Linked DNA regions of Homo sapiens: region 1 is linked to region 2. A link is an interaction called in ENCODE POLR2A ChIA-PET data of the cell type or tissue named here. Cell type or tissue: PC-3. All regions are shown on one strand.

The links. ChIA-PET counts read pairs that join two places held together with the same protein. Peaks named below come from ENCODE experiments on the same cell type or tissue, not always from the same donor. Only the 100,000 strongest peaks of a DNase experiment are listed, where the experiment ranks them.
Region 1: POLR2A ChIA-PET joins it to region 2 with 10 read pairs; 15 of 35 experiments call an interaction of 5 or more read pairs at or near these places.

What each region holds. Positions count from the first base shown.
Region 1 is chr5:173,953,896-173,958,895 of GRCh38, forward strand. It overlaps CPEB4 (cytoplasmic polyadenylation element binding protein 4), which reads left to right. Exons shown (of 10, transcript NM_030627.4): 10 at 2,015-5,000. The coding sequence ends at 2,242. Among named protein-coding and RNA genes, the nearest start is that of C5orf47, 33 kb to the right of the region's middle. In PC-3, no CTCF peak of the experiment used is centred here; no DNase peak of the experiment used is centred here; H3K4me3 peaks cover 426 bases; H3K27ac peaks cover 2,190 bases.
Region 2 is chr5:173,870,320-173,875,319 of GRCh38, forward strand. No RefSeq gene overlaps it. Among named protein-coding and RNA genes, the nearest start is that of CPEB4, 16 kb to the right of the region's middle. RefSeq lists a silencer at 4,597-4,755. In PC-3, no CTCF peak of the experiment used is centred here; no DNase peak of the experiment used is centred here.

The DNA of each region.
Region 1 (5,000 bases), 84 kb after region 2:
TGTGGCCTGTGGACTGACCTCCAGTCTGTAAACTTAGTTTGTAGTGAGATAGGAATTTAGACCAGAATGTGTAATCAACCACATTACTGGGCACAATGTTTGGTCCAGCTGGCGATTTTTTTTTCATAGAAAGCCTTTATTGATGAGGGAAGCAATATATTGATTTATATTTTGGGGTCACCTTTTTATTTCATGGCACACTGGCACTTTCATGCATGCTGACTTTGATATCCATCACTCTGAGGCATTGTGCTAAAATAGATTGATTTTATCGTGTTGTTCTCAATTCAAGATGTAAAAATCATCAAGTCAGTAGCAGTTTTTGCTTTTTATGTTTCATGTCATGTACAGTCTACTTCACTGGCAGTAAAAAAATTTAAGATAGTGGTGGTCATCCTACAAACTGTGAATCTATTAAAGAGAAAAGTATCTGTTCTATTCTAAGCATGGGGGAGGGACAAGATTAGTATGTTAACATGCCTACTTTGTTTGTTTGAGATGGAGTCTCTCTCCGTCACCCAGGCTGGAGTGCAGTGGTACAGTCTCAGCTCACTCCAACCTCTGCCTCCCGGGTTCAAGTGATTCTCCTGCCTTAGCCTCCCGAGTAGGTGGAATTACAGGCATATACCACCATGCCCAACAAATGTTTGTATTTTTAGTGGAGACAGGGTTTCACCGTGTTGGTCAGGCCAGTTTCAAACTCCTGACCTCAAGGGATCCACCTGCCTCACCCCCTCAAAGTGCTGGGATTACAGGCATGAGCCACCCACCATGCCTGGCCTACTTGGTTTTTTATGCACACTAAAAAATACCTACATCTCACTGCCTTATTCCAACATAAGTTTCAGAGCTGTGGGATTGGTCATTAGAAATTCAGACTGAATTTGTGTTCCTCTGCAATGAAATCCTTTGCCCAGTGTTCATGTCACTCTGTAGACATTATGGAGCAGCCTAGAGGCCAGAAGCCCAGTGCTCTCCTTATGCCTGCTCTTCCTGGGCTTCGTGACACTCTTCTTCTCCTTTTGTACTTTTATTTTTTTAGTTAAAAAATTTTTTTTAGAGGGAGGGTCTCACTCTGTCACCCAGGCTGGAGCACAGAATCACAATCATGACTCACTGCATGTTCTTCTCCTTTTGTTCATGGCTAATCTTGGTCAGGATTCCTTGTCAGAGCTGGGTGGCACCAGTGCTGGTGACAGCCTGCTGTAAGGGAGTTTCAGCCATGAATCTCTCCAGACTAAAAATAACCAGCTCTTTTCTAGCTGATGAATTAATAACCAGGTGACTGTTAATGCTTGAAAGGTTCACATGACAGGTTGGCCGATAGAACGCTGGAACAGGCCCAGTTTTAGAAATTCACCTCTGACTTTTAGACTCAGGTGAACCATTCTTACTGAGAAAGAACAAAGCAGGGTTTTAGACTGTGAATCCTATGGCTGCATCTTTTTTTTTTTTTTTAACAGAGTTCCAGGTTTGTGATTATAACCCAACATGTGTACACTATAAATAGAAACCACGAGCCAGGCTTTTTACGACAGCTCAGAATCTTGTGACGCAGTAGTCAGGCATCTTCACACCAACTTGAATATTGAAGTGCAGTTGTGTGGAACTTGGATCATCTTAGTTGATTTTGTTTAAATTATGATTCCACATATGACAAAAATCCAGATCCACTAATTAAAATGAGGGTTTATGTCTATGAATAATCTCCTGTGGGTTTAATCTCATAACATTCTAGTCTAAACAGTTGGCTTCACTTCATGATGTCTGCTCAAATCCTTTTTCCTTTAAAGGATGTTTATTTAATAAGAAAAAAATGTAAAATGATAGATAATAAAAGCCTTACTAGGTTCTTAAAAGATGAACTATCCATATTTCAGTAAATGAATAATTAGTCCTTCCTCTTTGGGCACCTTGGAACAGATTCATTCAGATAGTGGGTGGAAATGTACATGTATGGTAAGCATTGCTGGCCTAGTCACTGAAAAATGTAAACTCTTATTTTTGATTGCAGGTGGAAGTTAAGCCATATGTCTTGGATGATCAGCTGTGTGATGAATGTCAGGGGGCCCGTTGTGGGGGGAAATTTGCTCCATTTTTCTGTGCTAATGTTACCTGTCTGCAGTATTACTGTGAATATTGCTGGGCTGCTATCCATTCTCGTGCTGGCAGGGAATTCCACAAGCCCCTGGTGAAGGAAGGCGGTGACCGCCCTCGGCATATTTCATTCCGCTGGAACTAAAGGATAACTGCAGTGCTCATTTTCAGGCCTCAGAATAAGTGCACTCTTCTGTTCATTCTGACCCCTTCCTCAACCTCTTCACGCTGGCATGTCCTTTTGTAGCAGTCTGTAACTTAACTATAGTATAATGAAAAGAATGACCTATAATATAGGTGTTTTGTAGATTCTTGTGTCACTGCAAACAATATGAACTCCTTTTTCGTATTGCCATCGGGTTGCATGGAAGTTTTATTCTCTTGTTTTGCTGGAAACCAAGAGGATCCAAACTTCCTGCAACATTTTCTTAGAGGAGAGAGAGAAATATTAAAAGAGAAATGAAACAATAGAGTATTTTGGGTTTTTAATTAAATTATTGTTAATAATATAACATATAAGAATACTTTTATTAAAATAACCATGCAACAATAACACTATCGGTCTATCTGACAGTTTTTCCCCCAGGGAAGTGCTTTTGCCTTTTCCTTTCTTTTTTTTTTTTTTTTCATCTTTTTTGTCTCTCTCTTTTTTCCATCCCTTTTTAATTTTTTTAACAGCAATGGAGGAAGTTAACAATTTTTAATGGAAAGAGCATGTTAGAGCAAACAAATGCATAAGCAAGACTGAGCAGCATTATAATTAATTTTCAGGGTTTTGAGGCTGAACATAATTTCATTATCCCTCAAAAAGTTACCACCACATCAGAAAAAATAAAAAAAAAATAGTAAAGTAGGCAGAGCTAGGTTTATTTTCTCTTAAACAATTTTTAAAATTCAGAATGTAAAAATTGGGTAAATTTACTACTGAGGGGAGTGCACTTATTTATTTAACTTACTTATCTGGTCAAAGCCCCAGGAAACCTACCAAAGCTAGAATTAATGACAACTGGTGGGAAACCTAGCATTTCCTCTCCTGAAGAATAAATGTATAAATGTTATTTTTGATGTTTATATATAAACTCTATATCCTAATTTACTAATACTCATCAGATGTCAGCCTTTGCTCTCCATTTTGACGTTAAAAAACAACAACAGATCTAGAGATACCTCAAGGATATCATTTTTGATTTTGTGTTACAGTACACTTGTAGCCAAAACTGGAAGACAAAACCAATATATAATTTGGCTGCTGATTGGCTTACTTTTAGATTTAAAGTTACTTTGGGTATCCTGTAATTTAGTTGTAACATAGAAAATGAAAAAACAGTTAAAAAAAGTGAAGTAGTTGCAAAGTGTTTTGCACTGTTGAACTAAGTAACTGTGTAAATCTGTGCAAAGGTACGTATGTTTATCTTACTCTTCCTATAAACTAAAATAACATTACAGTTTCCGAATTTAGCATGGGACATAGTCAGTGTTTGAAGTGCCAACTTCATCAAGTAATGCATGCTTTATTATAAATAAAATTCTAGCTTTGAAAGGCGTTATGTGTTGAACAGTATGCTTCAGGGGTAAATTTAAAATAGTCTCTTGAAGCCCTAGTCATGGAAGTAACTTTTATTTTAATTGACATTCTCTTATTAAATGCCCTATCCATCATTAAAAGGTTTATTATCAGTGGGCAAAACATGAAATAATATGATCGAATGGCAATCTTGCTAGTTGCGCTACCTAACAGTACCATCTTGGATCCTTCAAAACCAAAGACTTGCCCCAGCACTGCTGTGGAACCACCTGGCTTATGACCCCTATGGATGATCTTTAGGAAAAGCAGCCCTTTACTTTTAATACAGGCTTTAATGAACTATACCTGTTAAGTTCCAAAGGTCAAAATGGAGGCATTTGCTGTCTAATATTCAAACATAGAAAGGGAGCTGCTTTTAAAGAATTCCCTGCAAATACTGAAAGCAGTCATGCGAATGGAGGGTGCTCTTGTGTAGCTGGTCAGGGACTTTTTTTTCTTTTCTCCTGAACTACATGATTCTAATTGGAATGTTCATTTGCCTCTTTTTACTCTTTTAAATGCTTGTAGGTGGCTTGGGGTGTGCTATCGTGCTGTTCCTACTCAGTAAACAGGTGTGATGAGTTAACAAGAAATAACACTGTTTGAGAACTAGCTTTGAATAATAATTTTTCCCTTTGTACATGACCTGCTGAATTTCGGTACAGTGTTTTTGTAGCTAACTTATTTTGTCATGCACATAATGTATATTTGTTATGCACTACTTTTGTATATCTTGTTTTTCCAACAGTGAACATTTTTAGGCACACTTTTCACTGACGGGATATCTCTTTATGCAATACCTCAATTTTTCATATTGCAAAGAGTAGCTTTTTGTACTTTTATTACTGAGAGATCTTCATATACTTCATTTTTTAATATAAATAATTTTAATAAATTTTATTTTCTTATATTCTGCTTTTTATACATTTCAGTGCTCTGCATACATTTTAAATTATGAATGTCGTGCACTGGCAATGCTATTTTAGAGTCTGCAGAGAAGAGAAAGCATGTTGCTTAAACATCCTTCCCCAGCACCAGCTATTGGTGTACCTATAATTTAAGAAATAGTCTATGTAAAGTCACAAATTAATGAAAAAAATTCGCATGAAAATGACAGATAACACTGTAGTTCCTAAAAAAAAAATTAAATGCATAAGCATAAGGTAGAAATTAAAATAACAAAATTGTCTACAGCTTCTTACTAAGTTTTTAAAATTATTCATAAAATGCAGACATTTTTGGTGAATGTTTAGCCATTTTTAATATTAATAAATTGATGTTAAGTGTTTGATTCAGAGATGTCTGCTCTTTTAAATTATATATAAGGAAAAAAAATAGC
Region 2 (5,000 bases):
GTCTCAAAAAAAAAAAAAAAAAAAAAAAGACAAGACAAGACACTAATAGAGCAAAGGAAATATACATAGAGTGGGGAGGGGGCAGGTGGGATCAGAGGGGATTTTCACGATATGTTACCACTGGTACTGACTGACCAGATAGAATGATTCCATGACCCATTGGAATGGACTCCAGCCTTTACATGGGATTTGGTGACTATCAGCTCATGGTAGAATAAGAGAAAGCTTCATGGAGGAGGTGAAGACTGAGCTGAGGTGTAAAGGGCATGTTTGTGAGGCAGGCATATTTGAGATGTGGCAGTTTCGGGCCAAGGGAACAGTAAAGGCAGAGAGGCAGGAGAGAAAGTCCATTAGGGGAACTATCAGGACCTCTCCATCGCTGATCCCTCGGAGGCCCAGAGTGGTCAGTAGGTATCTGTTGAATTAATAAAAGAATAATGAGTCAATGAATGAAGTGGAAAATGTGTGGTAGGGGGGCATAGAGGGTGAGGCTGAAGAGCAGCAGGGAGGCAATAAGATAGCTACCATTTATTGCAGTCTGAGATGTGCCAGAACTTTACGCAGATTATATTATTCTATCCTTCCCATCAGGGCTAGCTAAATTGTCTATATTGTATGAGTGAGGAACCTAGAGCAGTCCCAGGCACAGAGAGCGTGTTAGACAGGTATTAGTATTACCCCAGAGTTACAGATATGCATGTTGAAACTCAGAGAAATAAGGTAACAGTTTGTACAGCCAGGCCTTTCTGACCCCAAATCTCATTCTCTTATCTCAAATCCTAGAGGAGAGTACGGCCATTTAACTTACGTGAATTTTGCTATACACATTTGCGGGGGTGGTGGGAAAGGAAATTTTAAGAACATGGGCCATTCTTCTCATCATGATCTATGCCATGGAGTAAACGTGGGGCAGAGCCTGAATCTAAAAAGGTTGCCTTCACTCCTCTCAGTTCCTTTGGGCCTCTCATGGCCAATATGTCTAGGTGTCCACATGATTTCCATACAACAAAGTTCCTAAATGCAAGCCCCCTACTTTACTTGGGCTCAATCAAAGAAACAGTGATGTATCTGGTCCAACCATGGACATTAAACAATCACTCTTCCTGTATCATGCACATTGATAGACAAGTTAGGAAATTGTTGAAGATGATTTTTACAATATCAATGCAGTCCGTGTTGTCTTTGGAATGTACTGGCCCCAGGAAGGTGCAATTATGCCCAGGGCAGCCTCCAGGTTAGGAATGGCCAGCTGGTCTGTGGGTTAAAGACCCTTGCCTTGGCAGCCATCTTTGTGCCCCTTTGTGCTTGGAATGCCAAGTATCTTCTGATTTTCAGTGGCCAAAGCAACCAGATATTATCTGAAAGCCAATAGTGGTTTTCTCAGCTATGGGAACATGATGAAGACCAAAAAGACCACACTCTGGTGTTGTGGATGCCATCCCTTGGCTTTCCACCACCCTGGTCTTTCTGTGGTTAATTTTTGGCTCCCAGAAATGAAGGCTCCATAACAGAGCTGGAAAGCTCTCTCCAGGGCACGAAGGAGCTACCGAGCTGAGACCTCTCTTTTGACATCTGAACATCAGAACCTAATCAAGGATGAGGACCATTACTTGGACCCGTTTTTCTAAGGTGACTCAGCCTGACAAGGCCCTAAATAACATCCAAATATTATCCCACACTGGGAGAAAGAAAGAAAAATAAAATCAGGCTACTTCATCATTTGTCTCTCATGAATGCATCTTATGAATATTTTCCTTTAAAAGACTAATCTGCTGAGAACTTGGAAGAACGTATTTGTGTGCATTCATTAAGTCTCCAACTTAGAGGCACATTCTGGGACTAATTATTTTTTAACTAACTAATCAGCATGTTTCATTCATAAATTGGGATTTATCAGTATAGCACATGAAAGGAGAGAACATATTATTATTTTAATTTGGTTAATATGCAAAAACGTGCTGTGTTTGTAATGACCTGCTTTCACTGAATAGACACAGCCTGGAAATAGTAGCAGCTTCCTCTAATGAGGGTTCTGGCTCCTGGCCCCAGCTGCTCGGCACTAGAAACTCAGTTTGCTCTCTGACCCATCAGCGTTTGTGCTTCTCCGGTGAGGAGGCAGGAGTGATTTCCTCACAAGGAGAAAAACCAAAGGCCTTGTGTTTGCTCTGCTGATGGAACCAGTTACACCCGCTTTGTTAGTGGGAAGAAAAAGCATGGGGGTAGGGGCGGAGAGTGGTGGTTGGAAGGGGTTATCACACACACACACACAGACACACACACACACACACACACACACACACACACACACACACACACGCTCCCAGAGGCCCAACTCCATTAATAAGAGATTCCACCATAATCTAGTGATTCTTGTATCTTACTCTATTGCGCCCATCATCCATGTGCAGCTTGTCTACCATGCAAATAAGTCCTCTGTTCTGAAGTCCCTTGATAAAGGGATTTATTTACCAGCCTAAACTGGTTATCCCATTTGCCCCTGCAAATGTGTGGTTCCTCCTTGCCTCTGAGCTGTCACACACGCTGGTTTAGAGCCACTGAGCCAGGGCCTCAGGTTCATGCAGCCTGTCAGGAGCCTGGGTTGTCTCCCAGACCCCTGCAAACATTCGGCCCAGCTTTGAACCTGAATCCTCTTGCCCCTCTGATTCGGCTCAGCTTTGAACCTTACTCGTCTTGCCCCTCTGATTCGGCCCAGCTTTGAACCTGAATCATCTTGCCCCTCTGGCCAACAGCACTGCTCTGGACTCACCTAGAAGGGCAACGTGGGGCAGGCGTCGCCACTGGCCTTTCTGTGACACGCTGGAGTAGGGTCCAGCTGTATTTTTTCTGTCCAGCCCTGGTGCCAGCCTGCTGAGGTCTCCACCCAGACACATCCTGATGTGGCACATTCTAGAGCCAGGCGCTGCTTTTGTGTTTTAAAGGAGGACGTTTCCTCTTCTGTTTTTTTTTTTTTTTTTCACTGTAGAAGCTCTTTTTACATTCTGAAAGAAATACACATGCTCATTGTAGAAGATTTAGAAAAAGCAGAAAACTATCCATTAAAATTCAATCTATAATCCCACTAGCATGAGACTACCCGCATGCACACTGACATTTGGGGTGTTTGCTTCTGGCCCCTTGTGCCTGTGGCAGAACAGGTCTTCTCCAAGAGGGAGAGTGACCTGGGCTTCCTCTATTTGTGAAGCTCTGAGTGTGAAGCAATACTAAAACAGAATGAAAACCATTGTGCCGTATTTTAAATGTGTATATTCTTGATATATTGTGCACAGATATACTCTTGCCATTTATCATGTGACTCTTACAACAGTGTATCTGTGACTGTGTGTGACAGTGTTTAGAGTATTCCTGTGATTATTGTATAACTGCATTTACAGGTCACGTCCAAAGTCTCAATTAGTGAACATAAGACCTGGTCAAATGGCTCTCCTGGATCCCTTCCCATAACCCCATGGGCATTTGTACTTACATCATATCGGAGATCATACTGCATTCATATTTTTATATTTTGACTTAATACTATTTTGTTAACCTTTTCACAAGTTAATAAAAATTCTTCCACAGCAAGCTTTTAGTGGGTAACCAGCATTCTACTATGTAATCTTACTACCTAAGCTTTCACCCATTATTGAACATTTCAAATGGCCAATTTTTTCCCCATTATAAATAATACTGCATTGAACATCTTTCTGTGAAAATCTTTGCAACTCTCTGGGGTTATTTCCTTTGGATGGAGTCCTAAAAGGAAAACTAATGGGCCACAGGGTAGGAACATCTGAGAGTATCTTGTTTCATGTTGCTTGATTTGTTTCCAAATAGGTGGTATTGATTTATCCTGAAAGTTAGAACATTTTCACTATCTTATTTAGTCTTTAATTGCACAAGTAATTCACAGGAATACACTCTCCTTGTACAAAATTTAAGAAAGTAAGGCCTAAGTCTCTTTTAACCACCCCCTCCAATCCCTGAGGTAGCCACAGTTTTCAGCTTAACAAATGTCCTCTAACAATGCATTTATTTAGTTATCTGTGTTCTTACATAAAATTGCATTACCTATAAAGTATTAAAAACTTGCATACTTCTATAACCGTAGAAAATGTAGTATTTTTGTGTGTGAATTTTTTACATAAATGGTGTCATAATGTATAGGTATTATGTGACTTGTTTATTGCCTTCAGCTGTCTGTCTTGGAGCTCTTCCTTTGTGCATATAAATCTACCTCATGCTGTCTAACTTTCCATATGTTTCCATGGGCTACATATAGGCTACATATTTGGATCCTCCCAATTTTTTCATGTTTACAAATAGTGATGCAATATAAACACTTTTACACAAGCGATTTGAACAAGATTTTTCTCTACTTGAAATCAAATGGTATAATTACTGGGTCATGGGATATGCACACTTTTAATTTTAATAGATGCCAAATTAGGCTGGGCATGGTGGCTCACACTTGTAATCCCAGCACTTTGGGAGGCTGAGGCGGGCAGATCACTTCAGGTCAGGAGTTCGAGACCAGCCTGGCCAACATGGTAAAACCCCGTCTCTTCTAAAAATACAAAAATTAGCCAGGTATGGTGGTGTGTGCCTGTAATCCCAGCTGCTCAGGAGGCTGAGGCAGGAGGATTGCTTGAACCCAGGAGGGGGAGATTGCAGTGAGCCGAGATCACGCCACTGCACTCCAGCCTGGGCAACATAGCGAAATTCCATCTCAAAAAAAAAAAAAAAAAAAAAAAAGAATCCAAGTTGTAGAGGACATTTTAAATTACTTTTATTAGGAATATTCTAGAATGTTGTGGATTTGGGCTTAATTATCAAGGATGTAATTCTAAAGTGTTCTATTATGTAGGATGTCACCCAAAGGTCTTTTCATGTCTTCATTCATTCCCTCCATCTCCATCTGCTCTGGGCCCAGGGTGGCCCACTCACCTGCAGTACACAGTCAATGAATGCAGGTTAGGCACTTTCCCCTTCACCCAGCCCCA